6 separate regions of the Homo sapiens genome follow, and regions 2, 3, 4, 5 and 6 are each linked to region 1. Evidence: chromatin contacts called from ENCODE Hi-C or POLR2A ChIA-PET data. All regions are on one chromosome and are shown on one strand. Each heading gives the region's core, a stretch centred on a gene start or an enhancer-like site at or near the end of the contact. The rest is flanking DNA. Distances are from core to core; before and after follow the strand shown.

Region 1 (4,715 bases), core at 1,038-3,537:
CCAAAAAAACAAAAACAAAAACAAAACAAAACAAAAAAAACAAAAGCCACCAACACCAACAAAAAGAACCCAAGCTCGAAACCTCCACCAGGGTTCCCAGGCAAGAAGGCTGGGTCCAGAAGTGAACAGGATGGGTATAATGGCTACTGCAAGAAAACAGGGAGGGAGGGCAGCGAGGTGGCCCCAGCTCCTGGGCATGGACGTGGCTGCTTCATCCGATCCTCTCCCACCGTGCCAGCCACCCCTCCTTGTTGCCAGAAAACTGGAAGTACATTCCTCCAGCCCAATACAAACAACTCTGAGTCATCCCTACTGGGGGGCCACCTGGCCTGTGCTTTGATGTCTCCCATCTCTCACCTCTGCTCAGCTAACACCATGGGCAGGGGTGCCTCCACCCCATCAGCAGCTGGGCCCACTCCAGGGCTCGTCAGCTAACCCAGGGTGCCCTCTTTATTGCAGGACAAAAGCAGCCTGGGGACCCCCCAGGAATTAGGAGCCCTGATACTCCTTGGATGTCACTTTCAAAAGGTGTACATAATTGGAGGAGTTAGGTGTGAGTTCAGAAGGGAAAATTCCAGCAGGTCACATGGTATCAGGCAACCATGCCAGCTTCAGCAATCCAGCTTTGGGAAAATCTATGGGAAGAGAGCTCGCCCTCTGCCCACCCTCCCAGCCCAGGGATATTTGAGCTCAAGGGCTGCCTCAGCCCAGCCTTCCTGGGAGATTGCCCTGGGGTTAAGCACCCCAGGCCTGGGCTGCAAGGGGGTCCTCTGTTCCCAACCTCTCCCCCACAGCACCTAGACCAGCTTCCTGCAGGGCCAGTGGAGATTGGGAAAGGCGGTGTCTCATGGCACCAAAGGAAGACTCTTGTGAGGGGAATAAGTGCCCTCACACTGCCTTACCCCTCATCTCATTCAGGTTTATTCCAAGTTCCTCCCCTAACCACTCTGGAAAACTGAGGTAGTTTCCCCAGTGAGGGAGCATCATTGAGAAGGAACCTGATGGACCAGCTGCTGCGCAGGGTTTCTCAGCCTCAGCACAGCCCAACACCTTGGGCTGGATAATTCCTCGTTATGTGGGCTGTTCCGTGCCCTGAAGATGTCTGGTAGCGTCCCTGGCCTCTACCCACTACCTGCCAGTAACAACAACACTCACTTCCCCTCCCAAGTGTGTGACACCCAAAATGACTCCAACATTGCCAAATATCCCATGGCAGGCAAAGTCGCCCCTGGTTGAGAACCACAGCTCTAAAACACGCCTCCCTTTCCACTGCCTGCCCTACGGACAGTGAGGGTCGAATAAGGCAGATGCTGGTCTCATTATATTACCAGCAAATGGCACACACTGGGGGCCTGATGCCAGCCGCCCAGGCAACAGCAGCCTCTCCCCAAGTGGGGTCAGCTCCCCACCGCCTTCTGCTCCTCAGACACACCCGCTGCCACCCTCTCAGTAGCTCCAACCCTAGAGCCCCCTCCGTTAATCTTTCATGGAATGGGGCAGGGCCAAAACCTAGGCTTCCTTTGCGCCCTGGCGTGGGAGTGGGGCGGGGTCTGTACCCTAGGGAACTTATCCGTCTCTATCCCAATGCCCTGGGGGAACATCCGAGGGGCCAAACAGGTAAAAGGCAAGCCCAGGGCCAACCTTCCCCAGCCCCTCCATCCAGAAGTCAGGACTCCTGGGTCCAATTTCTGAGCTCCGGTCCAGCCCTGCTGTGTGAGTCCCTCATCCCCACCCCCGCACCTGTTTCCACCTTGGCTGGCTCAACCAACAAACTTCGGCCCCGGTCCGCCCGGTGCTCACCCGGGAGAAAGTGGAGGGGAGAGAAGGGTCTGAACTGCAGGCACTTCTGGGACGCAGGCGGGACTGCCCTGCGCAGTCTCCTCTCTTCCTCCGGAGGTTTAAATCTCTGCCCAATCGTCTTGCCCCTACATCTGGCGCCCCGTCGCCCAGGGACCCCTTAGGCGTCCTGTCCGAGCCGAGCCCTAGGGGCCAGCAGACCGGGTCCAGCGGCCCCGCCGGCGCCGTCTGAGCCAGCCCGGGCCTCCAGCCGAGCCCACGTGGGACCCAGGCGCTCCGCAGGGCGGGCACCGGGCACTGGGCACCCTTCCTGGCCGCGCACCACCGCTCCAGGGCAGGCTCGGGCACAACCTCGGGACCCTTCCGGCGCCTGCGGCTGGGCGGCCGTGAGTCCTGCCCCGCTCGTCGCCCCGCGCTCACCTCCCTGCGGCCCCAAGTCCCCGGGACGCAACTCCGTGCGGCGCCTGCGAGCGGCTGGGCGGTGGCTCCTCGGGGGCGGGGCGGCGGCGCTCCGCCTCTTCCCTACCTGCGCGCGGGCGGCCGGGAGGCGGGGCTGGGCTCCAGGGGGCGTGGCCGGGCTCATGGGGGCGGGGCCTGGACGCAGTCTTTGCTCAGTCGGCTTCCTGGGTTCCTGCCTCCGCCCTCCACCCAGCTGGGTCCCCGCCTGGGCAGAGCCCTGTTTTCGCCTGAGCTGGTCTCTTCAGGGCGCCGTCCTTTCCCTCTTGGCGTCCTCACTCCACCCCAGACCAAACACGTCATCTAGGTCTTGATTGCCGTCTTCAAGTCGCCCCTCCCCATCAAGAAAAAGCACCCAATCTCCCATCCCCTTCTTCCAGCGCCCTCATCCTCAGGCCAAGTGGGCCTGTTCCCTTGACCCTTTTAGTCTGTAGTCACACTCTCTCCGGGAAGCTGGGCCTGAACACCTCCTCTCCCTCCTGGACCCTGAGGCCTCTCTCCTAGCTCTGCTGTGCCCTTGGGTTGGGAACAGGCACTCCGTGGAGGTCCTATCTGCATTTGCCCTGCAGCTAAGGCCAACATTTGTGACTCCTGCCAACCCCCTACACACCCCGTAGAAGCATTGACAGAACCCACCCAGCTCTGGCCCTTCCAGCTGCCATGCGGGCCAGAGCCAGACTGGAGATTGGGGACGCTGGCGACACCTGGCCCCTTGGCTTGGGTCTGTCTGCCCAGGTGGTTCCTTCTCTCTTCCCTGGACTCCAAGGGCCTGCCTCTTGGGACTAGACAAACAAAACCTTGGCCAGGGCAGCTAGGACCGAACTCCAAGGTCTGGATGCCCCGTTCTCAGCCCCAGCGCTTATCATCTCGCCGTCCCTCTCCAGGAGGCCTGGCTAGGCCAGGAGGAGCAGAGTTTGAAGAGACTCAGGCTTGGAGGGGTGGGGGTGGGGTTGTCAGGGCCAAGGCAAAACCTCTGGCCCTTAGAGAGCTCCTGAGCCACCCTGCCCCCCAACCCAAGGACTCTGGTGTTTATTGCTGACCTGGGTGGAGGTGGGGAGCACCTGGCTGCTGGAGATTATCCTGAGAGATGCATCTCTCCTCCCCAGCTCTGGGGCCATGAGGAGGGCACAGGCTGGAAGGAGGGGGAGTGGGCCAAAGCTGGGGTGGGGGTTGCTCCTAGTAACAAATGTAAGGGACCATTTATTGTGCAACCAGCACATCCTGGGGTTATGTGCAGAGAGGAACAAAACCAGGGCCTGCCCACGAAGTGCCAGCATTCTACAGGGAGACGTTGGAACTCAATACTGTAACAGGAAGGGTGAGAGCAGCTAGCCATTCCAAAGTGCTTTAGTCTGTATAATCCGCAGTACAGGTCTATGAAGTGGGTACCATTATGATCATCCCCATTTTAGGGATGAGAAAACTGAGGCAGAGGGAGATGTGAGGGGAGCAGCTGGGGTTTAAACTCGGTCATGATCTGACTTTAGACTCTAACAAACACTGCTGCAAATGCCTGAGCTGGGTTCTCTCTCCTGGAGCTCTACTGGAAGCTCTGCAGGAGTCCCCAGGAGGGGAGGGATTCATGGTGGTGCTTAAGCTGGTGTCAGGGATTTGTCCCATGCAAACATGGCGTGCTGCCCGGCCACATAGGTGCAGGGAGGCTGATTACAGCCTTGGCTGCAGCAACACGCACCTGTGAGGCCAGAGAGGGAAGAATGTTAAATAGGCCAGGGGTATAACTTGTGATAATGTCACACAGCTGTTAAAAGCAACGAGGCAGCTATCCATGTACTGAGAAAGGAATTATCTCCAACTTATAGTAAGTTAAAAAAAAAAAAGCAAGCTGCATGTTTAGTATAATCCTATTTACCTAAATTTAAATAGAACAGACATATATATGTTGGTAGATCCATACAAACTTTCTGGAAGGATATCTGTGGAGTAACCCTGCAGGGGTTTAGGGGGAGAGAGTCACTTGCTTTTCATTTTGTATCATGTGCATATATTACTTACATAACTTAAAGAGAAACACTGTCTAAACTCTTTGTTTTTGTTTTGAGACAAGGTTTTGGTGTCACCCAGGCTGGAGTACAGTATACTCATGGCTTATTGCAGCCTCGACCTCTGGGGCTCAAGTGATCCTCCCACTTCAGCCTCCTGAGTAGCTGGGACTATAGGTGCACGCCATCCTTTCTGGCTAACTAAATTTTTTTTTTGTAGAGATGGTGGTGGGCGGTGGGGGGGGGCCTCACTACGTCGCTCAGGCTGGCCTCAAACTCCTGGATTCAAGTGATCCTGCTTTGGCCTCCAAAATCGGTGGGATTACACTTTACATATTTTACTTTTATAACTTAAAGAAAAACACTGTTGGCCGGGCGCAGTGGCTCACTCCTGTAATACCAGCATTTTGGGAGGCCGAGGCGGGCAGATCACCTGAGGTCGGGAGTTCGAGACCAGCCTGG
Region 2 (4,715 bases), core at 1,313-3,812, 960 kb after region 1:
ACTCCTGACCTCAAGTGATCTGGCCACCTTGGCCTTCCAAAGTGCTGGGATTGTAGGTGTGAGCTGCTGTGCCTAGCCTAGGCCTGAGCGTTTTTATGCTGGGTTTGATGAAGAGTGGAAAGTCGTGGGAAACTGTGACAGAGCAACAAAAGATGAGCTGAACAGTGAGCCCGTGGGGGTCTCGGCAAGACCTGTGTACTGGGGCCCCTCTCAGATCCTCTGTCTCTGGAGATGAGGCTGTTCCTTTCCGCTGGGTGTAGGGAGGGCACCTCTTACGTGAGGGGCTTATGATCTACTTCAGAGAAGGGGCAGGTCAGTGAGTTCTTCTTGGACCTGCCATTTCTTAAATTCCTTCAGCTGAAAATATTTACTATGCCAAGGCACTGTATCTTGGAGTGTGCGTTCCAAGCCCTGTTGCCTTCAACTGATCGGGTGAGGCCCACCCCCATCAGAGCACACAGTCTGCTTTACCCAGGCTCCTGATTGCACCCTTTTCCTGTTTGCCCCGAGAATACTCACCAGCAGTGCTTGTGGCTGCAGCGTTCACCCCAAGATAAATTTGCCGGGAAGTATCTTGCTTTTATTATTATTTTCACATCACTCTAGTATATCGACTTTGGAAACAAAAGACATCATTCTGTTTATAGCATTCCATTTTTAGTAGTGGTATTTCCTTTAAAAAAAAATGGTAATTCTCAGCTGGGTGTGGTGGCTCATGCCTGTAATCCTAGCACTTGGGAAAGCTGAGGCAGGCTGATCACCTGAGGCCAGGAGTTGGAGACCAGCCTGGCCAACATGGTGAAATCCCATCTCTACTAAAAATACAAAAATTAGCCAGGCGTGGTGGTAGGCACCTGTAATCCCAGCTACTTGGGAGGCCGAGGCCGGAGAATTGCTTGAACCCGGGAGGCAGAGGTTGCAGTGAGCCGAGATCGCGCCATTGCATTCCAGCCTGGACGACAGAGCAAGATTCCATCTCAAAAAATAAATAAATAAATAAAATTTAAAAAAAAATAGTAATTCTCGATCGCTGAAAATGTCAAATCCTAGAGAACACAGCATTCCTACAAGTGATGTTAACATTGTTCTTGATCAGTTGTTGGCTGAAGATTCATTTGATGAATCTGATTTTTCCAGAATAGACGACTCAGATGACTCTGTTGTTTTGCTTAGAAATAACTGCAGGAACAATTTAAAAAATTTTTTTTCTTTTTAATTTTTTTGTTTTTTGAGACGGACTCTCTCTGTTGCCCAGGCTGGAGTGCAGTGGCACGATCTCGGCTTACTGCAACCTCTGCCTCCTGGGTTCAAGTGATTCTCCAGTCTTAGCCTCCTGAGTTTAGCTGGGATTACAAGGTGCCTGCCACCACACGTGGCTAATTTTTTGTATTTTTAGTAGAGACGGTGTTTCACCAGGTTGACCAGGCTAGTCTCGAACCCCTGACCTCAAATAATTGGCCCATGTCGGCTTCCCAAAGCGCTGGGATTACAGGCGTGAGCCACCACGCCTGGCCAGTTTTTATATTTAATTTTCACACAGAGCATCCAGTCAGATTTGCTTCAGCCTCAAAGAGCGTGTTTATGTAAAATTAAGTGAGTGCTGGCAGTGAGCTGAACTTTCTAAAAGGTAAAAGGGTTAAATATTAAACTCATCCAAAAACACCTTCACAGACACACTCAGAATAATGTTTGACCGGTTACCTAGGTGCCCCATAGCCCAGTCCAGTTGACACAGAAATTTTTTTTTTTTTTTTTGAGACGGAGTCTCGCTCTGTCGCCCAGGCTGGAGTGCAGTGGCGCGATCTTGGCTCACTGCAAGCTTCGCCTCCCAGGTTCACGCCATTCTCCTGCCTCAGCCTCCCGAGTAGCTGGGACTACAGGTGCCCACCACCACACCCGGCTAATTTTTTTTTTTGTATTTTTAGTAGAGATGGGGTTTCACCGTGGTCTCAATCTCCTGACCTCGTGATCCACCCGCCTCAGCCTCCCAAAGTGCTGGGATTACAGGCATGAGCCACTGCGCCCGGCTGACACAGGAAATTAACCATCACAGTTACACAGCCATCGCCATTAATCCCAGCACATTTCATCATCCCCAAAAGAGACCCTGCCCCCATTAGCCAATCCCCATTCCCAACTCCGGGCTCTCAGCCCCTAGCCACCGCTCATCTGCCTTCGTCTCTATGAATTCACCTGTTCTAGATAGTTTGTATAAGTGGAATCGTACAGTATGTGGCCTTGGTGTCTGGCTCCTTTCACTTGGTAGAATATTTTCAAGGCTCATCCACATTGTAGCAGGTGCTGGTGCTTCATTCTTTTTCATGGCCGAATAATATTCCATCGTGGATAGACCACACTGTGTATCTCTTCATCTGCTGATGGACATTTGGGTTGTTTCTGCTTTTTGGCATAATTCTGTTGTGAAGAATTCTGCAGTGAGTGCTGGTCTACAGGTTTTTGTGTGAACATGTTTTCATTTCTCTTGGGTAATTGCAAGATCATGTGGTTTAGCCAACCAGCCTTTAAGCCATGTGTCTGCTGAGGGACCCAGGCCTGGTGGGGGTGCATTGCTGTGCTTGGCCAGCCAGGTGCTGCGAGTCCGTGTCGCAGCCATTTCTCTGTGCTGTGCTCTGAGGTTGTCTCGCCGGCACCGGGCACTGTGAGCCCCAGGAGGCCAAAGCCCCCTTTGTTTTATCTTGAGTCCAGGCCTCGCTCCATGAACTAGGATGAATGGACATTGAATCAACGCAGGGATGGGTGGGGCTGGGGTGGGGACGCAGAGTGACCCCGGGGGCCTGCAGCTGGGTCCTGGCTGCTGACTTCCAGTTTCCTTTGCCTGTTGGAGCCCAGAACAAGTCAGAAAGGGGAAATGCAAAGTTCGAGTGTCTTTTCTGTGGTAGACTGGCAGGCCTGGGTGGGTGAGCCACTTGCAGCTAGTTGCAGCGTGAGAGAGGAAGTGGGAGGGGAGGGAGAGGGTGAGTTTGGTGTAACTCACCCCTGGAAGGAGGCTGGGCTGAGGCTGGGGGAAGTGACTTTTATTTTTCTGAGAGGATTCTTCCCTGGGGCCAACTTCAAACCAAGGGAGACAAGACCTTCCTGGGGGAGGCTGGAAGTGCTGGGGCCCCCAGGTGGGCAGGTCTCCCAGGGCCAACGTCTTGGGGAAGCTATAAGTTACCATGTTTCTGGACTGTCACACACACACACACACACACACACACACACACACACACACACACACACACACGAGTAAACTGTAACACAAATGTGTGCCCATGAAAGTGCCCACTTTAAACCACCACACAGCCTGTAAAGCGAAGGCCCTGGCCCGCATCTGGGCACCCACTGCCCAGCCAGCCGGTAGGCAGTTTGCACTGTAGTCTGTTACCATCCCTCAGAGATGCAGCCGAGGAGCCCAGCTGGCTTGGAGGGCCCAGTGGGCGCAGCCTCAGGAAAGTGGTCAGGCCCGGGCCAGGCCCCTTCCCCCTCCCAGCCTTGGGAGAAATTACCATATGAATGTAGCTCCTTCCCGGAGTTCGGGCTGGAAGGGCCTGGGAGGGGACAGGCTCCCACCCCAGGAGCTTCCAGGTTCCGGCTGCTGCCTGTGTTAGCTGCGTGAGCGTGAGCGAGCCAGGGGTCACTACTGGGTGGAAGGAAGAAGCGGGCATTTCTTCCAGGAGGTCACCGTTGGAGTCCCACAGTAGGTCAACCCCAGGCCCTGGGTCCTCGGGAGGAGGAGAAAGAAGAGAAGCAGGAGGTGTGGAGGGTAGGCCAGGACCAGAAGGCACACAGGGTCGGGGCAGTGTGGGAGACCCTGGGGGCTCCCTCATTTAACCAGCTAACATCACAGCGTTCATAAGAACACGCTATTACTGCAGTTTTATTACTTTGCTCTGATTTCAGAAGGCACAACTGATGACTTTAGGGAACGGAGAATCTGAGGAAGGCCTCGCAGGAGAGGGTCAGATGCGATCGAGTAAATGTGAGCCGTCTGTAAACTGTAGAGTGCACGCACAGCACCGGTCAGCCCTGGGGTCAGTGTTCCCCTGGTGCTCAGCTCGGCCTCTGCACCTTTTAGTGCTCGGCTGGGCTCTGTGGGGGTCAGGGCTGGGTCTGGTACATTAGAGGACTTCTACCAAGCCCCTGGCAGTGTCTCAGTTACTAAATCCAGTTTGCCAGTTACTAAATCCGCTCTGCCGGTTCCCGAATCACTCTTCCGCTGGGGCCGGCCATGTCACGTCAGGCTTTTCATGCAGGACGGCAGATGGATAGACGCTGGGACCAAGTCATCCTTGGGCCGCGAGACGTCTGACCTTCTGCTGGTGTCTCAGAAGATGCTAGCTCTCCGTGGCATGTCTTCCACGCGGTGCTTGGGGACCAGTGGCCTCTAAGGGGCCCCCCTGCCTCAGCGTGGGGAGTGGCCTGGCCAAGGTCTCAGTGTCTGGTTGGAGCCAGGCATAGGCTCAGGTGTACTGGCTGGAGGCCTCCTGCCCATGGGCTCTGCCTGTCCTGTGTCCCTGGTCCTTACTGTGTCTTCTGTGTTCCTGGGAGAGACCCCAGGGGCCCTGAGCCCAGCACTGGGGTTGGGGAGTGGGCGGGGAAGAGGGTGGGGATTAGGGTCCCTGGCTGCAGAACAGCCAGGCCCCAAGTCCCCACTCCACTCCCCTCCCACCGGGCGCCTCATCCCACACTGACCATTTCCTGAAGAAAATTTCCTG
Region 3 (4,715 bases), core at 1,017-3,516, 640 kb after region 1:
TAGTCACAGCTACTCAGAAGGCTGAGGTGGGAGGTTCACTTGAGGCCAGGTGATGATGCTGCAGACGGCTATGATTATGCCACTGCCCTCAAGCCTGGGGAACAGAGTGAGACTGTTTCAAGAAAAAAAAAATGGAAATAAAGTTTTTTGTGATTGGTTGATGTCTCAAGTCTGTTTTTTCTTCAAAATGTTTAACTGAAGTATAATATACATATAAAAGCTTGCAAATCATAAATGAATGTATGGCTCAACAAATTTCCCAATCTCTTTTAATCTATAGATTGACCATTCCCCTCTTTTTTTCCTTTGGAATTTGATAAAGAATATATTTGTCTTGTACCGTTTCCCACAGTCTGTACTTTGCCAATTGTTTTTCATGGTGTCATTTAGCATGTTCCTCTATTCTGTATTTCCTGTAAACTGGTGGTTGCATCTAGAAGTTCAGCAGGTCAGGTGAATTTTTTTTTTTTTTTTTTTTTTTGACACGGAGTCTTGCTGGAGTCCAGCCCAGGCTGGAGTGCAGGGCAGGTGGCGTGATCTTGCCTCACTGCAACCTCTGCCCAGGTTCAAGTGATTCTCCTGCCTCAGCCTCCCAAGTAGCTGGGATTACAGGCATCTGGCACCACACCCGGCTACTTTTTGTATTTTTAGTGGAGACGAGGTCTCACCGTGTTGACCAGGATGGTCTCAAACTCCTGACCTCAGGTGATCCACCCACCTAGGTCTCCCAGACTGTTGGGATTACAGGCGTGAGCCACCGCAACGGCGTTAAAGCGTCTTTTGAAGGTGGATGTGATTTTTTTTTTTTTTTTTGGGACGGAGTCTCGCTCTGTCGACCAGGCTGGGGTGCAGTGGCGCGATCTCGGCTCACTGCAAGCTCTGCCTCCAGGGTTCACGCCATTCTCCTGCCTCAGACTCCCAAGTAGCTGGGACTACAGGCGCCCGCCACCACGCCCGGCTAATCTGTTGTATTTTTAGTAGAGACAGGGATTTCACCGTGTTAGCCAGGATGGTCTCGATCTCCTGACCTCGTGATCCGCCCACCTCGGCCTCCCAAAGTGCTGAGATTACAGGCGTGAGCCACCGCGCCCGGCCGGTGGATGTGATTTCTACAAACAAGCAAAAGCCAGTCAGACTGAATGTAGTGAATAATGTAGGTGACCCAGCTGGAAGATGATGGTTTGACGTGGAACACAAGGGGTGATGAGGCCATGAATGATTTGCTTGTGTGTCTGGTAAACTGGCTTTGATGGAAATTCCTAAACAGGTCCAAAAACGTTCTGTCCAATGGCAGCATGAAATGTACAGCCACTCAGGGTGACTAATGTGAACGGAACAACAGTGACTTTGACAGTGAAATTGCATGTTGGTTATAAAACCAGCTTTGCTGTGTGGGTGGGCATGCGAGGTGCCCCTTTCTAGTCATGAGCTCCTCTTAAGGACCCCAAAATGTCTCAGTGGTACCGGATTGAAAATTGGGGCTGGACGGTGCTCTCCTGCTGAAATTCGGGAGCTACTTAGCAGCCCCACCTTGGCACCCTCGTTTCCGAGGGGCAGGCCCTGGGCGCGCGTCTCAGTTTCAAGCCCGCGGCCCGACACTAGAGCCGTCTGGATGTGTTGACAAGGATGCCGCTGGGCTCCACCCGGGCTCACCCGGGCCCTCCCGAGCCCTGGGCCGCGCAGCACCGGCGTCCGCCTCCTCCCCATTACTCGGCGAGAATGCGGTCGGGGCACTGGCGCGAGCAGCCTGGTGCTCCTGAACAGTCAACAAGAAATGAGGAAGCACGGGGGCAGCCGCCAGGGCGACCAGAGGCAGGCCTCAGAGCAGCAGCCATACGGGAGGGCCCCGGTGGTTTTGACCTCCCGCAAACTTCCCTTTTCCCGCTCAGCCGAACCCCTCCCCTGCACGCCGGCAGCCCCTTGGGGCTTCACTCCGCCTCCGCCCGCTACTCGCGAAGCCCAGCCCGGCCCCGCCCCCAACAAGTGACGCAAAACTGGGAGGGGCCACGAGGACCTCGGGCACATCCAGCAGTGCGACGGGGCCGGCGCCTTCTCCGAGCTCCTCCCACGCTCGCGGGTCGGAGCTCGCGCCTGCGCAGTTCGGGCCCCGGGTGTCCTCCCCCCTCCCCTTTCTTAGCAACCATCGCCCGCTCCCGCCCCCGCTCCCTCGGCCGCGGCCGCGCACGCGCGCCCCTCCCGGCGCCCGGCCCCGCCCACCCCGTCACCCGTAACAACCACAAGTGCCGTCGCCGCGCCCCTTCCCCCTCCCGCCTCCCCGGCCCCCTCCCCGGAACCGGCGGTCGAGCTACGGTCGCGGAGCAGTGGAACCGAGACTGCCCCGCGGAGCCGCCGGTATGAGCGCCCCTCGCCACCCCGTGTCCCAGGCCCGGCCTTTCTGACAAGAGGTAGGCGCGTCGTCGCGGCGGGTCCGAGTGCGCCCTCGCCCCGGTCCCGGTCTCCGTGGAGTCCGGCGCCTCTCGGGCGGGCCCCCCGGAACTCCCGGCCGCCCGCTTGCTGAGCCTGTCCCTCCCCAGCCCCGGCTGCCATCGGCCCGGCACCCGAAACGGGCCGTGCCCCCGCCCCCCTGCTCGCCCTCCGCCCCCCTGCTCGCCCCTCGCCGCCCCTCGCCCCCCTCCCCCGCCCCCACCCCCACCTCGCCAGGCTTCCAGTTCCCGGGAGCCGCTTTTTGCTGAGAGCGGAGTTTCGGGTCCGGAGCCAGTGCCCGCCCCTCTCTCCCGTCGGTCGGGGCTTTGGCCCCGTGGGGCTCAGCCGCGCGGGACCCCTGCTGAGCAGCCCCGGGCGCCGGCCGCCCCTCGAGCCTGCTCGGGATGCGTTCAGTGGGTCTGGCCTTTGGCTCCTGTTTAAACAGCGATTGTCATGCAATGGAGGCCGTCCGGCTCCTGGATGCCACTTGGTCGTTGTCACTCCGGATGCCCGCGTAGGGCGTTTATCTGGACCAGAGCATCGGCAGCTGAGACCTGGCTGTGGTTCACAAGCTCGTGAATTAGCAGGTTCTTAAGTGAGTGTAGCCAGTTCTGCCAGGCGGTGGAATCCTGAATGGATGTTACCGTTTCTTAAACGAGCATTACGCTTTTTTGCTTCTTCCCCCAACTCTTGTTTGTACCCGGTTATCGTCCTCATATCTGGGAGAGTACCCTAAAATTAATATTCCCAATTAAATTTTTAAAAGATGATTGGATTCCCACTGTGCACCAACACTGTAAGGTTTGCAAAAGAAAAAGAACGTGGTCCCAGCACATCAGGATGTGTCAGTCGCATAATCAAGATGAATATTAGAAAAGCTTCAAGTTGAGTTTGGAGAACTTGGGAGTTTGGCTCTCATTCTCATGGTTTTAGAGGTGGAAGTCTTTCAAGATCATCTCCCCGAAAACCTCATTTTACAGAGATGAAACTGAGTCCTAGGGAAGTCAAATGGCTTACTCGTGGTCACCCAGAGTCATTCCTTAGCCGTTTTCACACTGTCAGATGGCGATGTTTTCCACCATGACCTCTCCTCTGAGAGGTATGCCAGACATACCAGAGAAAGTTCCAAACCTGTTTAAACCTTAGTACTATAGATGGGAATTCTATACCAGGCGCCGTGACTCATGACTATAATCCTAGCACTTTGGGAGGCTGAAGTGGGCAGATCCCTTGAGCCCAGGAGTTTGAGACCAGCCTGGGCAACATGGGGAAACCTTCTACAAAAAATATATATGGTGGTGCGTGCCTGTGGTCCCAGCTACTTGGGAGGCTGAGGCAGGAGGATCACTTGAGCTTAGAAGGTGGAGGCTGCAGTGAGTGGAGATTGTGCCACTGTGTTCCACCTTGGGCAACAGAGAGACACCCTGTCTCAAAAAAAAAAAAAAAAAAAAAGGAATCTTGGAAGTTTCTGAAATAAAATACATCTTGGTAATTTGTCTCTCTCTTTTTTTTTTAACAGCTAGACTTCGGGCTCCTTGAGGATATTCAGTTTTGTATGTTTGAATATCCTCTCACCATGTTCAGCATAAAGTACCATTCTTAATGATTATCCTCAACAAGACAGGTAGGCTCATTCGATTTTTCTTTCTCACTTTAAATAGGGGAGACAGAGGACTGGCAAGTCCAGGTGTGTTTTTAGAGCAATCCGTGTAGGCTGGCGCTAGAGAATGATTATGCACCCATAAGGAGGGCTCCTTGACTGTGAATTAGGTGTGAACATTTAACCGATTACTTACGGATATTAGCTATCTGAGGCTAGAGATTTCAGTGGAGCCTGTTTAGCCAGAATACTTGGCATCTCTGCCACTCGAAGACAGGTCGCCAAAGCTGTAGTGTACACAGTTAGAAAATAGGAATTGACACGTTTCCTTTGAAGCTAGCTTTTGAGGAGTATTCCATAGTTTGAGATACAGTAGTATTTTTTTCCAGTTTTATTTTTGTTTTCCCAGAGCTAATATCTTAACACGAGATCATTTTTATTTGGCTTCTAGTAGAAGTTGTTTAAGAGAAAATGATCCAAGCATTAATTATATTGGTTATTAGAATAATAGAATCATAACAGTTCATTGCTGGAAAGGACTCAGGTCAGGTCATGTAATGAATGCAGAGTCCCAGTAAGCCAATGAGAGGATTGGACCCCTCTCACACCAGTACTGTTTGCCTCATTGCATTGGGGCTTTGTCTGCTTTTTCTTATTGTTTAATTACCTCCCCCTGCCCTCATGTATTTAA
Region 4 (4,715 bases), core at 2,149-4,648, 590 kb after region 1:
TGGGTGACAAAGCAAGACTCTCTCTCAAAAAAAAAAAAAAAAAAAAACCCAAAAAAAGAAAGAAAGAAAATGTTTATATAAGTGTGTCCCTGACTCCCTGCATACAAAATTGTAACAAAACTATTTATTTATGTATTTTTTGAGACAGAGTCTTTCTGTGTCACCCAGGCTGGAGTGCAGTTGCACAATCTCAGCTCACTGCAACCTCCGCCTCCTGGGTTCAAGTGATTCTCCTGCCTCAACCTCCCGAGTAGCTGGGACTACAGGCGCCTGCTGCCATACTCGGCTAATTTTTGTATTTTTAGTAGAGACGGGGTTTCACTGTGTTGGCCAGGCTGGTCTTGAACTCCTCACCTCAAGTGATCCACCAGCCTCGGCCTCCCAAAGTGTTGGGATTACAGGTGTGAGCCACCATGCCCGGCTTCCCTATGCTTTCTTTTTTGTCTTTTTCTTTTCTTTCTTTCTTTTTTTTTGAGATGGAGTTTCGCTCTTGTCACCCAGGCTGGAGTGCAATGGTGCGATCTCTGCTCACGGCAACCTCCCCTTCCTGGGTTCAAGCAATTCTCCTGCCTCAGCCTCCTGAGTAGCTGGGACTACAGGCACCCACTGCCACACTCAGCTAATTTTTGTATTTTTAGTAGAAACAGGGTTTCACCATGTTGGCCAGACTGGTCTTGAACTCCTGACCTCAGGTGATCCACCTGCTCAGCCTCCCAAAGTGCTGGGATTATAGGCATGAGCCATCATGCCTGGCCTCTCACCACATTCTCTCTGGCAGCAGTGCCAGGACCTGCTGGCAGGGTCTGTGATGTAGCAAGCATCTGGCCAGGAAGGAGATGTGTATCTCTGTTTCCTGCAGCCCTCCCAGCTCCGGGGGATTCATCCTCTCTCGTCTGGGGAGGTGGGGGCAAAGGTTCCTGCTGCAGACCTCATCTTCCCGATAAGGCTGAGGATGCTGACAACACCCTGCCTTTAGAGAGAACAGCCCCACTCAACAGAGACCAGATGTGTTCATCGAAAGGTGTGTAACAAATAGCCCAGGGGACACAGGATATGTCAAACAATTGGCACCGGAGAGCATGTGAGAAGAAACTGTCACCTGGGACCAGAGCTGGCTTCAAAGGGCAGGTGTGCTCTGCTGGAGTGCGGATGCGCGGAGTGTCTGGGAGCTGGGCTGGGCAGAATGGCTGGAGCAGGGGTCTGTGTGGGCACCAAGGTGATGAAAGGCGGTCAGATCAACAGGGCCAGGACAGGTAAGGGTGATTTGTTGAGTTTTGTTTTTTCCTAATGAAGCAGAAATGGAAAAAGAGGGGGAAAGCAATCGTGTGGACTCTATCCTGCAGGTCAGACAGGCAGCCCCGGAGAAGACCTGCTAGGTGCACGGCTGGCTTGTTTCTAACATCACCTGTGGTCAGCAGCGCCACCAAGAGCCACCACCAGGGGGCAGAGGTAGGGCCATGTAGTAGACGCCTGTAGTTTTCGCCTGTCCAGGACGCCTTCACCCCTGCTTCCTTTGAGAAAAGTCCCTCTCCCACTCCAAGTGGTACTGACGGGGATCACCCACACAAAAGAAACCTGGAGGCTCCCCTCCTGGGGCACCCGGCTTCTGCTCCAACCAGGTGAGCCCAATGCCTGCCTGAAGCCACTTGCGTTGTTTACAAACCTGTTTACTCCAGTTAAGCTGATTATACAATTATATCCTTTCATTCTTATGTAAACTCATGAAATATGGTAAAACAAAACAGAACTGTAGCTCCTCCATCAAAACAAAAATGTAAGTTAAATATTTCCAAGTTAATAAAACTAACAGTATGTATTGTTGAATGTGAGTGAGACAACTCAAAGACATTGTGAAGGAGGTGCGGTCATAAAAATCTCGCTCTGTCACCCAAGCTGGAGTGCAGTGGCACGGTCTTTATTTTATTTTATTTTATTTTATTTTTTGAGACGGAGTTTCTCTGTTGTTGCCCAGGCTAGAGTGCAATGGCGCAATCTCGGCTCACCGCAACCTCCACCTGCCTGGTTCAAGCAATTCTCTTGCCTCAGCCTCCCAAGTAGCTGGGATTACAGGCATGCACCACCACGCCTGGCTAATTTTTTGTAATTTTAGTAGAGACGGGGTTTCTCCATGTCGGTCAGGCTGGTCTCAAACTCCCGACCACAGGTGATCTGCCCGCCTTGGCCTCCCAAAGTGCTGGAATTACAGGGTCGAGCCACCATGCCTGGCCTCAGTGGTGCAGTCTTGGCTCACTGCACCCTCCGCCTCCTGGGTTCAAGCGATTCTCCTGCCTCAGACTCCCAAGTAGCTGGGATTACAAGTGTGTGCCACCACACCTGGCTAATTTTGTATTTTTAGTAGAGATGGAGTTTCACCAGGTTGGTCAGGCTGGTTTCGAACTCCCAACATCAAGTGATCCATCTGCCTCGGCCTCCCAAAGTGTACCTGGCCTTTTTTTTTTAATGGTTATTTCTTGGTGATATGTTAAACAAGGGGTGGATTATTCATGCCTCCCCTTTTTAGACCATGTAGGGTAACTTCCTGACGTTGCCACGGCATTTGTAAACTGTCATGGCGCTGGTGGGCGTGTACCAGTGAGGGCAACCAGAGGTCACTCTCATAGCCATCTTGGTTTTGGAGGATTTTGGCCGTCTTCTTTACTGCAGCCTGTTTGATCAGCAAGGTCTTTATGAGCTGTATGACCTAGCAATGCATCCAAGTAGGTCTCAGCTTTATTTTACCCAGCCCCTATTCAAGATGGAGTTGCTCTGGTTCAAACGCCTCTGAGACAAGGTCCAGCAATTCTTCCTTGGTTGTGGGATTAGACTCAGAGCAAGATTCCTGTTCGTTGCTTCCTGTGCCCACAGACAGTGAACTGTCGGGAATCTACCAGGTCTTTTGGAGCAATAGGCTTTTCAGGGGGTATCCCAATAGGCCAGGACGGCCTGCATCTTCACGTAGCCCCTCTGCTCTTGAGCTTTCTCCTTCCTGCCACCTGGGGTGGTGGAAAGGGCATTGGGTTTGGAGCAGAAATGACTTAGGTGTGAACCCAGCTCTGCCACTTCCTGGCCGGCTGTGCTTGGAAAAGTAACCAAGCATCTCCGGAGCGCCCCACTTCTCATCTACAAGACAGGAGTGGTCTTTGCACTTAATTCAGAGGGTTGCATGAGGAGTAGAGAGATAATGCTTTCACGGCTCCAGGAACCCAGCGGGCTTTCAAGAAATGGGATGTTCCTTCTGATTCCCTCGCTCCAGGGCCCTCCCCTCTGGCCCAGGCTCTAGTCCCCATTAATCACACCGCGCGGGCTGCGACCCCTTTAAGTCCGGCTTGGATGACCCAGATCCAAAGTCATCGACTCTCTAGCTGCTATCTCTATGGTAAGTTATCACTTCCGGCCGGAAGTTGCTGACGGAGCTACTTCCGCCCAGGGGAGTGGGAAGTAAGTGGAGACACGTGCTTTGGCCTGTTGGAGGGGAAACCCGCTCTCGCCTCCTGGTGGTCGCCGACTCGCAGTCCGCAGGATGACTCAGGGCAGCCCTGACCACAGTTCCGCCGCCATCGGCCCTAGCCTGCGGAATTGGGCTCGCCCCGGGACGATAACAGAGCTCTGCCGGGGGCTGGAGGCACTGACCGGGTGACCAGAGACCCAGAGACCAGACCCCCTCCACGGCGCCCGGGATTTCGGGGACGGCTTCTCCCATCGCAAGTAGGGCTTGGACGGGAGGCGACAAAAGAGAACTTGGTCCGCACACAGCCACCGAAATTGGAATGAGGAGCTGTAGGGAGGCCCCGTAGCCAGCAGAAAAGCATTGGGGTCCCTGGCTGGGTTAGCCCAGGTTTCTAGGAGTGTGGTAAGCGTCGAATGACTTTTGTCCTTTTAAAGCACATTATGTTACTTTTTCCCCCAAGGTTTCAACAGAAAATGAGAAATATCCCCCGACGATTGGCTGAAAACATGCAGCAACCACTATTTTCTTCCTGCCCCTCGTTGATGAGAGCATTCGAAGTGACCTCAGCAGGGCATCCAGGTATGTCAAGCATGGTGACAAAGTGTTCAGGTCAGACGGTCTGGGGAAAGGCTCCTGTGTTGTTGAGCCTGCCAAGTTGTGGGTGCAGCATGGTACCAGGCAGCCCAACCCTGACCTAAAGTAAATTCCCGGAAGAAGTCTTTCCTGGGTTTTGAATTTGCAGTAACAGGTGTGAGCATTCTAGCAGCAGTTTGATGATCATGTATGATACTGCAAACAGGACCTACGTTTAAAGAAAATGGTTGTAGTTAGTATCAGAGAGCCCTTGCTTTTCAAAACTTCATAAACAATGTTACTGTCATGTCTTTCATTCAATAAACATTTGTTGATACATTGGCCTGACATCATGTTAAATGTTACGGATACAGAGATGAAGAAAACAGTCATGGCCCTTGTTCTCTGGGAACTACAACCCAGTTAGGGAGACAAGGTTAAATGATCACACTTAAGAGGGCATAATTCAGCCAGGTGCAGTGGCTCATGCCTGTAATCCCAGCACTTTGGGAGGCCGAGGCGGGTGGATCACCTGATGTCAGGAGTTCGAGACCAGTCTGGCCAACATGATGAAACCCCATTTCTACTAAAAATACAAAAAATTAGCTGGGCATGGTGGCATGTGCCTGTAATCCCAGCTACTCAGGAGGCTGAGGCAGGAGAATCGCTTGAACCCAGGAGGTGGAGAGGTTGC
Region 5 (4,715 bases), core at 1,370-3,869, 560 kb before region 1:
GTGGTGTACATCTGTAATCCCGCAGCAGGAGGCTGAGGCAAGAGACTCGTTTGAACCGGGGAGGTGGAAGCTGCAGTGAGCCAAGACCGCGCCACTGCACTCCAACCTAGGCAACAGAGTGAGACTCCATCTCAAAAAAAAAAAAAAAAAAAAAAGAGACCGGGCGCGATGGCTCATGCCTGTAATCCCAAAACTCTTTGGGAGGCCGAGGCAGGTGGACTACCTGAGGTCAGGGGTTCGTGACCAGCTTGGCCAACATGGTAAAACCCCACCTCTACTAAAAAATACAAAAAATTAGCTGGGTGTGGTGGCAGGCACCTGTAATCCCAGCTACTTGGCAGGCTGAGGCAGGAGAATCGCTTGAACCCGCTAGACGGAGGTTGCAGTGAGCTGAGATCATGCTATGCATTCTAGCCTGGGCAACAGAGCAAGACTCCATCTCAAAAAAAAAAAAAGATGTAGGTTTAACAGCATGAATCCAAGGGTTATCAAAGTTCTCTCACTTTGCCCATTCAAGAGGTAAAGCCCATTTCCATAAATTAAAAATTCCTTATAGGGGATGCACTTCAGAAGAGGAGCAAAGTACTCTCAGGCTGGGCGCGGTGGCTCACACCTGTTATCCCAGCACTTTGGGAGGCTGAGGTGGGCAGATCATTTGAGGTCAGGAGTTCAAGACCAGCCTGACCAACATGGTGAAACCCCATTTCTACTAAAAATACAAAAATTAGCTGGGCATGGTGGCATATGCCTGTAATCTCAGCTACTCAGGAGGCTGAGGCAGGAGACTAGGTTGAACCTAGGAGGAGAAGGTTGCAGTGAGCCGAGATCGCCCCACTGCACTCCAGCCTGGGCAACATGCGAGACTCTGTCTCCAAAAAAAAAAAAAAAAAAAAAACGTGCTCTGGATAACTTAATGGGCTTTCTGAGGCTTTGAGATTACTTGAAAAAAGGGCAGTGGCCATCATCCCTTACCCTGAAAGCCGATGCAGCAAGTGGCAAGTACTCATTTCAGAAAGGAGGTGGGTGCCTGGCACCAAGGCTGAAACCCTTTCCCAGGCAACACCCATGACTACTTTCTAGGCAGCATTTAGCACAAAAGCAGGTATGAACTCTGGTTACTCTTTGATATTCTTTTTCTTTTTAAAATTTTTTTTTTCGAGACGGGGTCTCACTGTGTTACTCAGGTTGGTATTGAACTCTGGGGCTCAAGCAATCCTCCTGCGTTGGTCTTCCAAAGTGCTGGGATTACAGGTGTGAGCCACCACGTCCAGCAACACGATTTTCACTGACAGTGGAAATATTTCCCTTTACATAGGCAGTAAATCTGACCCATTGAGAACATTTTCCTCGGAATTAGCTGTCTCCCTCCCCCTCCTCCACTTTACCAAAACCCACCTACAGGATGTCCTGGAAGAAAGGAGTCAGAGGGGTCCTCTTTATGTCCCAAGTATTGGCCTGTCCTGTTATTGGAATGCAAGGGTTATCTGGGCTTACCTACAGAGCCCACCCTGAATACATGTGTTTTCTTTTTTTTCTTTTTTTAGACGGAGTCTTGCTCTGTTGCCCAGGATGGAGTGCAGTGGTGCGATCTTGGCTCACCACAACCTCAGCCTCCCGGGTTCAAGCGAATCTCCTGCCTCAGCCTCCCGAGTAGCTGGGAATACAGGCACATGCCACCATGCCCGGTTAATTTTTGTATTTTTAGTAGAGACGGGGTTTCACTGTTGGCCAGGAGGTCTCGAACTCCTGACCTCGTGATCTGCCCGTCTCGGCCTCCCAAAGTGCTAGGATTACAGGTGTGAGCCACCACGCCTGGCCTTCTTTCTTTTTTTTTTTTCCAGACAGGGTCTCGCTCTGTTGCCCAGGCTGGAGTGCAGTGGCACGATCACAGCTCTCATAGCTTACTGCAGCCTCGACCTCCTTGGGCTCAGGCGATCCTCCAATGTCAGCCTCCCTAGCAGCTGGGACCACAGGCACACGCCACCATGTGCGGCAAATTTTAAAATTTTTTTTGTAGAGACGGGGGTCTCCCTATGTTGCCCAGGGTCGTCCCAGACGCCTGGCCTCAAGTGATCCTCCCGCCTTGGCCTCCCAAAGTGTCGGGATTACAGGCGTGAGCCACCGTGCCCGGCCTTGTTTCTTTTTCTCTGCAATGGCGACTTCACGACCTACAAGTCCAAATGTGTCCCATAACACATCAAGGAACTTCTGGCATCTCCTATCGATCCTGTACGGGCTTCTCAGACTATGGGGATTTTCTAGGCTTGGTTTGCCAAGGCCAAAGGGCTACAGAGTAACCCCGTCCCCACATGTATTCAGCCGACTCCATGCCAGGCGTTTTACAGATCCCGAGACCACCCCTAAGCAAGACCCCTAGCCGGAGTCGCCCCTCCGTCCCGAGACTCCGCGCCCCTCAATGCGTCACCCTTCTGAGCGCCCGGCCTATCTGGCCCCGGAGCGCAGCCTGTAACGCTCTCAGCCCCGGAAGCCTCCTGTTACGCGCCGTGCCCCCGGAGGTGCGGCCGCTGGGACCAGCGCCGGCCCTGGCTCCATTCGGGTCGCCCAGCCCGGCCAGGACTGGCCTCCCGCTTCCAGCCGCTGCCGGCACCCTCAGCCGTCTGGCCTCCCGCGGAAAGGCGGGCGCGAGGCATCCTGGGAGTCGCAGTCGGCGGTCGACTCACCCGCCCTCACAGAGGAGGTGGGGACGCCATGAAGAACTACAGCTCCCAGGGAGCCGCGCGCGGCAGTTGGCGGGGCCGGGCTTCTGCCGGCGGCGGGCACGTTGCTAGGAGCTGCCCCAACGCCTCTCCGGGAAGAGGGCGCCAGGCTCAAAGGCCCTCTTGGGAACTGCCGGGAAGCTTAAAAGTTCCTCCTGCCCACTTCTGAGGGCTGACACGTGGCCGACGCGGAGGCGTGAGAAATGTGTTGATATTGGGAGGTTGACGGGTGAATCCACAAATTCACCGGTGTTTATTCCACACCCCAAAGCTTGAGGGAAGTGACTGACCTGTTTAATGATCCAATCAAAGCTGTATAGCCAGAATGAAACCCAATACTGTCGCCCCACAAAAAGATTAAGTCACATTTTTTCTAGTATGTGCTAATTATGAATTTTATTAAGGTTTATTCAATGTCACAGAGGAAAGAACGGTTTGTAGTTTTGCTTACCCGCAGTGCTGGCAGGTCACAGCTGTCCAACCATGATCCATTCACATGCTCTGGCCCCGTGCCCCTCGTCCTCCCACCCCTACCCCACAGGACACCATTAAGCCAGGGCTGGGTAACAACATATGCTCAATGCATCTTCTCAGGTGAGAACCAAACTCGAGCCACAACAGCAAAGGGGGAAAAAGGTAGCAAAGTAATTATGTGCTCCCAAGGCAGTCATTTAGTTGAATCCATAACTGGAAATAAAAAGGCATTTATGAAGTGTAGTCCGCAGTCTGAATGTGGAAGGTGGAAGATCACACATTTACTAAGAAACACTCAAAACATATTTTGGTTCAGAATTCTAAAAAATCCCGAATTTTCCATGATCTTCCCAAGACAACCAATGACCCACTTAAATTTAAGGCAAAAACACCCTTGAATCTAGGAATGTGCACATATGCAACAGCTAACATCTGGTAACTCTAATAATGTTCCTTATATGTTTCTGTGTTTACTATCATGAACCATAGGAAGAAGTACTGGAAAATTTAGTAAGTGTGGACAGTTAAAAACACTGGCCCGGCACGGTGGCTCACGCCTGTAATCCCAGCACTTTGGGAGGCCGAGGTGGGTGGATCACGAGGTCAGGAGTTCAAGACCAGCCTGGCCAACTTGGTGAAACCCCTGTCTCTACTAAAAATACAAAAAAACTAGACAGGCATGGTGGCAGGCGCTGTAATCCCAGCTTCTCAGGAGGCTGAGGCAGAGAATTGCTTGAACCCGGGAGGCAGAGGTTGCAGTGAGCCAAGATTTCGCCACTGCACTCTACCCTGGGTGAAAGAGCAAGACAACGTCTCAAAAAAAAAAAAAAAAAAAAAAGCAAAACCCCACCATCAATATTTTAAAATAAAAAGTCGTTTTAGTCAATTACAGTGTGACTTGTTCTAATCCTCCAAGAATGGAGTAGTAAAGAAACAGCAGAAATGACTTCCCTGCATTATTTCATGAAAATGATCAAAACCTTTATCTAAGTCAGAACATCAACAAGACTCTTGGTCTCAGGTCATCAGTTTCCTGGCACTCCTCCTCTCTCTAGCTGTAGTAGCAGCTACTGCTTGAAGACAACCTATATATCCCAGGCATACCCTCTACACGTATAAAAAGATGTGCAGGTGTTACAGACCACCTACACCTAATTCACTTCCTTTCTAATAAGATGGATGGAATAACTCGGAAAAGGGAAAGGAGGGATTTTGAGCCGCAGTTGTCTAAAGAATTATTGATTCACAGGGATCTCCAAGATCATGCATTTGAAGAGTTTTATTTCTCCACCCAAAGCCCTGCAGTGAAGAAAATCCAAGAATTAAGATGTAACATGTTGGCTGGGTGAGGTGGCTTGTGGCTTATGCCTGTAATCCCAGCACTTTGGGAAGTGTGGGGGGAGTGGGAGTGCAGATCACCTGGCCAACATGGTGAAACTCCATCTCTGCTCAAAATACAAAAATTAGCCGAGCGTGATGGCAGGTGCCTGTAATCCCAGCTACTCAGGAGGCTGAGGTGGGAGA
Region 6 (4,715 bases), core at 1,163-3,662, 520 kb before region 1:
CATACGATTTAGTCTTTACCGATGAAAATACTGGAGTTCCTTTAAAATGGAGAAACCTAAAAGAGAAAATGCCCAGGAATAAATGAGAAAAAAATGCTATAGGCCAAAATAATCTTGTACTAGGATCATGTAATAGTGTTTGTTTAGGTTAAGGCAAAAAAGTCTTTTTTTTTTTTTTTTTTTTTTTTGAGACAGAGTCTCTCTTTGTTGCCCAGTCTGGAGTGCAGTGGCGTGATCTCGGCTCAGTGCAGCCTTTGCCTCCCAGGTTCAAGGGATTCTCCTGCCTCAGCCTCCTGAATAGCTGGGACCCCAGAAGCGCACCACCAGGCCCGGCTAATTTTTGTATTTTTAGTAGAGAGAGTTTCACCATTTTGGCCAGGCTGGTCTCGAGCTCCTGGCCTCAAGTGATCCACCTGCCTTGGCTTCCCAAAGTGCTGAGATTACAGGCATGAGCCACTGTGCCCGGCCCGAAGTCCTTATTTTTATTTATTTTTACCGTTCCTTGTGGAGCAGGGTGGATCACGAGGTGAGGAGTTTGAGACCAGCCTGGCAACATGGCGAAACCCCATCTCTACTAAAAATACAAAAATTAGCCGGGTGTGGTGGCGGGCGCCTGTAATCCCAGCTACTCAGGAGGCTGAAGCAGGAGAATCGCTTGAATCCGGGAGGTGGAGGCTGGAGTGAGCCGAGATCGTGCCACTGCACTGCAGCCTGGGCGACAGAGCGAGACTCCGTCTCAAAAAACAAAAACAAAAACAAAAAACACAACAAAACACATGGTCTGAAAAAAGGATATACTCTCTTCCACACTAGAACCAAGGCAGGTTTTTATGACGTCTCTCTCATATGCACAAGACAACCATTCAAGCACTGTCATGGATTCAGAACTACTGGGTTCTTAGACTTTCTATTCATTCAGAGGCGTCACAGATCATTCTTCATCCAGGTCCACACTACCATATAATATAATCTGCTATTGCTCCAAAATATTTAAATGGTCGTGCAACTAAAAAAAAAAATGCTCCCAGATTCAGAATTTTAGCAGTCCTCCTTACAAAGAGCAAAATGATTCTGCATTTAAATCAGTCAAATTTGAGTTGCTTGGGCAGAACAATGCTTTTACAACATCCTTGAAACTGTACTCTTGAGAACAAAAACTCCTGCATTTCCATTTATTATCAGCATTCTACAAACACGTCATCCCACGAAAAGGCTTGGATACAAAAGTGATCACATTATTTTTCACACATATAACTTTATTTATTTATTTATTTATTTATTTTTTGAGATGGAGTCTCGCACTCTTGCCCAGGCTGGAGTGCAGTGGCGCGATCTCGGCTCACTGCAAGCTCCGCCTCCCTAGTTCACGCTATTCTCCTGCCTCAGCCTCCCGAGTAGCTGGAACTACAGGCGCCCGCCACCACGCCCGGCTAATTTTTGTATTTTCAGTAGAGATGGGGTTTCACCGTGTTAGCCAGAATGGTCTCGATCTCCTGACTTGGTGATCCGCCCGCCTCGGCCTCCCAAAGTGCTGGGATTACAGGCGTGAGCCACCGCGCCCGGCCACACATATAACTTTATAAAGTTGCATGAAAATATGCCAGTTTGCATCTTCAAACACCAAGCACGGTGATGAAAGGCCACCATAGACCGCAGCTGTAAAGTTTAGGCTTAACAACACTTGCTCTGTTCTAAGGCATACCTACTTTTTAAACCACATAATTTCATCAGGGTCAGCGATGCCAAACTCCCTCATCTTCTTCACCATGATGGCACTTTTCCTGACAGCCACCTCATAACGCTGGCTGCGAGTGAGGAAGTTCAAGTCCTCATGCTGGAAGTCTGGGTCGTTCAGGATCATGTTCTCTGAAAGGGGGTTAAAGGGCATTAAAAGGCAGACAGACACTCGGGCCTCCGTTCCACCCTCCCTGAATCACAATAGGCTTCAGAGTCGCGGACACACCTGGGGAATGGCGATATCCCCCCACCAGGGACACAGGCTGTTCCTCGAAGTGGGGGTCCCGGCTCCCCTAACGCTGGGCCAGAGGGCCTAGGCCCCACAGCGCCCCTGACTCCGCATCGAGGGAGTCTCCAGCTTTTCTCGGGAAAGGAGGGAGGTCTCGCCCGCCGCCCTCACCGATCTCTCGGCGGCGCCGGGTTTTCTCGGGGCTGCCGTCCAGGATGTGTGTAAGCAGCTCCGGGTTGAAGCTGGCGGAATCCCGCTCCCTGCGCAGGTCCGGGTTCATGGCGACGACCAGCTGGCAGCGAAGTAAGCACCGACCGAGGTGGCAGTGACAATCTAAATCCGCAGCTCCAGCGCCGGCCGGACCCTAGGAGGCAGCCTCAGGACGGCGCAAGTCCCCGCCTCCGCTCGCCCGGCCCGCCCCGGCCCGCCCCTTCTTTCTCCGTGGCCCTTTGGCGCGTGAGTGACAGCGGCCCAGACAGAGGGGGCGATGTCCGCGTCGTGGCTGGGGCCGGTCGCGGGGCAGACTAATCCCCTGCTCCTGGCCAGGGGAGGCTCCCGAGCGGATCCTCGGGAAAGGGGCTCCGAAGGTCAAGAAACTGCCCTGCTGGGCGTCCGGGGAGTGGGAAAATAAAGCACTTTTTGTATCCCGCCCCTCCCCCGTCACGTGACCACGCGAGGCGGAAAGAAGAAATCCGAGGACCGGCGACGCCTAGAACAGGTTGGCTGGGGCCTTGGGAAGGGGGCGGGACAACGAGGCTGAGGAGGGATTGCGCCTGCACTTGCCCCCCTCTTACCCCGCGGCCTCTGTCACGCTTCCGGGTCCGTGCCCCTAGGCCTCTCCGAAATGAGAGTGGTCGGGAGACTCTGGAGTCTGGGGCGGGAGATGGGGCTTTGCGGAATTGCTAGGGAGGGTCACTTGGGCTTTTGCCAAATCCACCCGGATTGGAGAAGAATGGGACGGGAACCAGTCTCTTTGGGGAGAGGCTCCAGTTACCTTTTGTTAAGATAATGGCGTCTTTACTGGCAGAGGCGTGGGTTCCGGGGCCCTGGGTGTGGGATTGTGAGCGCTGTTCAAGGGGTGGACGGGGACTTAGAATGAGACCAAGCGGGCGGTGCTGCTCTAAGCCTTCTGTCTGGGAAACCAGACATTTTCCCCCGCAACCTGGCAGTTACTAGAGGTCTTGGAATCCAGACTTCTTTGCTTTCGCCATCACCGTCATCAAAGTGGGAAATGCACACTTACTGTTAAAACCTAGTGTAGGGCCGGGCGCGGTGGCTCACGCCTGGAATCCCAGCACTTTGGGAGGACGAGGCGGGCGTATCACTTGAGCCCAGGAGTTCAAGACCAGCCTGGGCAACATGGCAAAACCCCATCCCTACAAAAAATACCAAAAAATTAGCTGGGTGTAGTGGCATGCGCCTGTAGTCCCAGCTACTCTGAAGGCTGAGATGGGATGGTGGCTTGAGCCCCGGAGGTGGAGGTTGCGGTGAGCCAAGATTGTGACATTGCACTCCATCCTGGGCAACATAGTGAGACCCTGTCTCTACAGAAAAAAAACAAAAAACAAAAACAGTTCTGCCCAGTGGGATTGTAGACAAGGGAGATTCAGGGATTTGTTGAATCATCTCTAGTCATTTTTTTTTTTTTTCTTGAGACGGAGTCTCGCTCTGTCGCCCAGGCTGCAGTGTGGTGGTATGATCTCAGCTCATTGCAACCTCCACCCCCTGGGTTCAAGCGATTCTCCTATCTCAGCCTCCCGAGTAGCTGGGATTATAGGGGCTCGCCACCACACCCAGCTAATTGTATTTTTAGTAGAGACAGGATTTTGCCATGTTGGCCAGGCTGGTCTCGAATTCCTGACCTGTTGATCCACCTGCCTCGGCCTCCCAAAGCGCCGGGATTACAGGCGTGAGCCGCTGCGCCTAGCCTGTCTGTAGTCTGTGTAATACTATGACTTTGGTTTTCTCAGAAGTAAAACTACGAGAGATGCATAACATTCATAATTTGAATAATAGAACTATAATACACACTCTTAACCCCTAGGACCTCAGGATCCTCATTTGTCTTATTAAGCTGCTGATCTCAGGCCCCTTCAACAGCAGAGAGGGTGTCTAGTTTATTCTCTGTACCTGGCACAGTGCCTGCCCCGCTAAAGGTGCTCAGGAAATCTTTGTGGAGTGAACAAATGGCTGCTTGACAGCTGACCTTCTAGTTCTAATATTCTAGGAAACCAATTGCTCTTAATGTAACAATGATAAGGGGTGTACTTAGCATTGAATAGAAAAGACTTAGATGAAGAGCTAAATTTGCTGAGTTTTTATTTTGAAATAATTTCAAATTTACACGAGAATTACAAGAATAGAACAAAGAACTTTTCTTCTGTGACTTTAACGCTTTTTTTTTTTCTTTTGAGATGATGTCTTCCTCTGTCACCCAGGCTGGAGTGCAGTTGCATGATTTCAGCTCACTGCAACCTCCGCCTCCTGGGTTCAAATGATTCTCATGCCTCAGCCTCCAGAGTAGCTGGGACTACAGGAATGTACTACCACACTTGGCTAATTTTTGTGTCTTTATTAGAGGCAGGGTTTCACTATGTTGACCAGGCTGGTCTCCAACTCCTGGCCTCATGTGATCCGCTCGCCTCAGCCTTCCAAAGTGCTGAGATTACAGGCGTGAGCCACTGCGCCTGGCTGGCTGACATTAACACTTTTGAAGTGTATAAGCCCATTGTTTTGTAGTGTTGGGTCT

What was found. Hi-C counts contacts between places; a loop is a spot of excess contacts on that map. ChIA-PET counts read pairs that join two places held with the same protein, here RNA polymerase II (POLR2A). Pooled maps may share reads with other maps.
Region 2: a map with no recorded cell type shows a loop between it and region 1 (5-fold over the local background). The contact joins the enhancer-like site here to the promoter of RHBDF2 in region 1. A Hi-C loop is called at or near these places in 4 of 37 single-sample maps with no recorded cell type and 3 of 50 pooled maps.
Region 3: a pooled map shows a loop between it and region 1 (8-fold over the local background). The contact joins the promoter of SEC14L1 here to the promoter of RHBDF2 in region 1. A Hi-C loop is called at or near these places in 2 of 37 single-sample maps with no recorded cell type and 6 of 50 pooled maps. POLR2A ChIA-PET finds 5 or more read pairs at or near these places in 2 of 52 experiments (H1 and activated CD4-positive, alpha-beta T cell).
Region 4: a pooled map shows a loop between it and region 1 (10-fold over the local background). The contact joins the promoter of SNHG20 here to the promoter of RHBDF2 in region 1. A Hi-C loop is called at or near these places in 4 of 50 pooled maps. POLR2A ChIA-PET finds 5 or more read pairs at or near these places in 3 of 52 experiments (GM12878, H1 and activated B cell).
Region 5: a pooled map shows a loop between it and region 1 (7-fold over the local background). The contact joins the promoter of FBF1 here to the promoter of RHBDF2 in region 1. A Hi-C loop is called at or near these places in 6 of 50 pooled maps.
Region 6: a pooled map shows a loop between it and region 1 (7-fold over the local background). The contact joins the promoter of TEN1 here to the promoter of RHBDF2 in region 1. A Hi-C loop is called at or near these places in 1 of 37 single-sample maps with no recorded cell type and 10 of 50 pooled maps. POLR2A ChIA-PET finds 5 or more read pairs at or near these places in 1 of 52 experiments (GM12878).

Annotation. Positions count from the first base shown.
Region 1 is chr17:76,499,136-76,503,850 of GRCh38, forward strand. It overlaps RHBDF2 (rhomboid 5 homolog 2), which reads right to left and starts at 2,288. Exons shown (of 19, transcript NM_001005498.4): 1 at 2,218-2,288. RefSeq lists enhancers at 1,546-2,215, 2,566-2,705 and a silencer at 1,876-2,515.
Region 2 is chr17:77,462,864-77,467,578 of GRCh38, forward strand. The region is part of intron 3 of SEPTIN9 (septin 9); the gene reads left to right. Among named protein-coding and RNA genes, the nearest start is that of MIR4316, 68 kb to the left of the region's middle. RefSeq lists enhancers at 2,402-2,461, 3,062-3,191, 3,143-3,894, 3,895-4,647. Within about 2 kb of position 2,563, at least 26 of the 41 ENCODE cell types and tissues checked have a DNase peak (open chromatin) inside an H3K27ac peak, as active enhancers do.
Region 3 is chr17:77,138,703-77,143,417 of GRCh38, forward strand. It overlaps SEC14L1 (SEC14 like lipid binding 1), which reads left to right and starts at 2,267. Exons shown (of 17, transcript NM_001143998.2): 1 at 2,267-2,405; 2 at 3,944-4,048. LOC105371901 (a long non-coding RNA gene) reads right to left here and starts at 2,737. Exons shown (of 5, transcript XR_934988.3): 1 at 2,654-2,737. RefSeq lists silencers at 1,551-1,760, 1,911-2,120, 2,131-2,580, 2,745-3,039.
Region 4 is chr17:77,085,245-77,089,959 of GRCh38, forward strand. SNHG20 (small nucleolar RNA host gene 20) reads left to right here and starts at 3,399. Exons shown (of 3, transcript NR_027058.1): 1 at 3,399-3,705; 2 at 3,909-4,027. It overlaps MIR6516 (microRNA 6516), which reads left to right and starts at 4,173; the gene lies at 4,173-4,253. It also overlaps a transcript of SEC14L1 not described here and SCARNA16. RefSeq lists enhancers at 2,805-4,004, 3,271-3,580, 3,501-4,435, 3,771-3,880.
Region 5 is chr17:75,938,423-75,943,137 of GRCh38, forward strand. FBF1 (Fas binding factor 1) reads right to left here and starts at 2,620. Exons shown (of 30, transcript NM_001319193.2): 1 at 2,426-2,620. It overlaps ACOX1 (acyl-CoA oxidase 1), which reads right to left. Exons shown (of 14, transcript NM_004035.7): 14 at 3,085-4,715. RefSeq lists a silencer at 2,389-2,658 and an enhancer at 2,769-2,838.
Region 6 is chr17:75,976,828-75,981,542 of GRCh38, forward strand. It overlaps TEN1 (TEN1 subunit of CST complex), which reads left to right and starts at 2,413. Exons shown (of 4, transcript NM_001113324.3): 1 at 2,413-2,684. It overlaps ACOX1 (acyl-CoA oxidase 1), which reads right to left and starts at 2,339. Exons shown (of 14, transcript NM_004035.7): 1 at 2,138-2,339; 2 at 1,707-1,866. The coding sequence starts at 2,246. It overlaps TEN1-CDK3 (TEN1-CDK3 readthrough (NMD candidate)), which reads left to right and starts at 2,390. Exons shown (of 10, transcript NR_037709.1): 1 at 2,390-2,684. RefSeq lists enhancers at 1,513-2,096, 2,002-2,231, 2,097-2,680, 2,802-2,901 and a silencer at 2,312-2,381.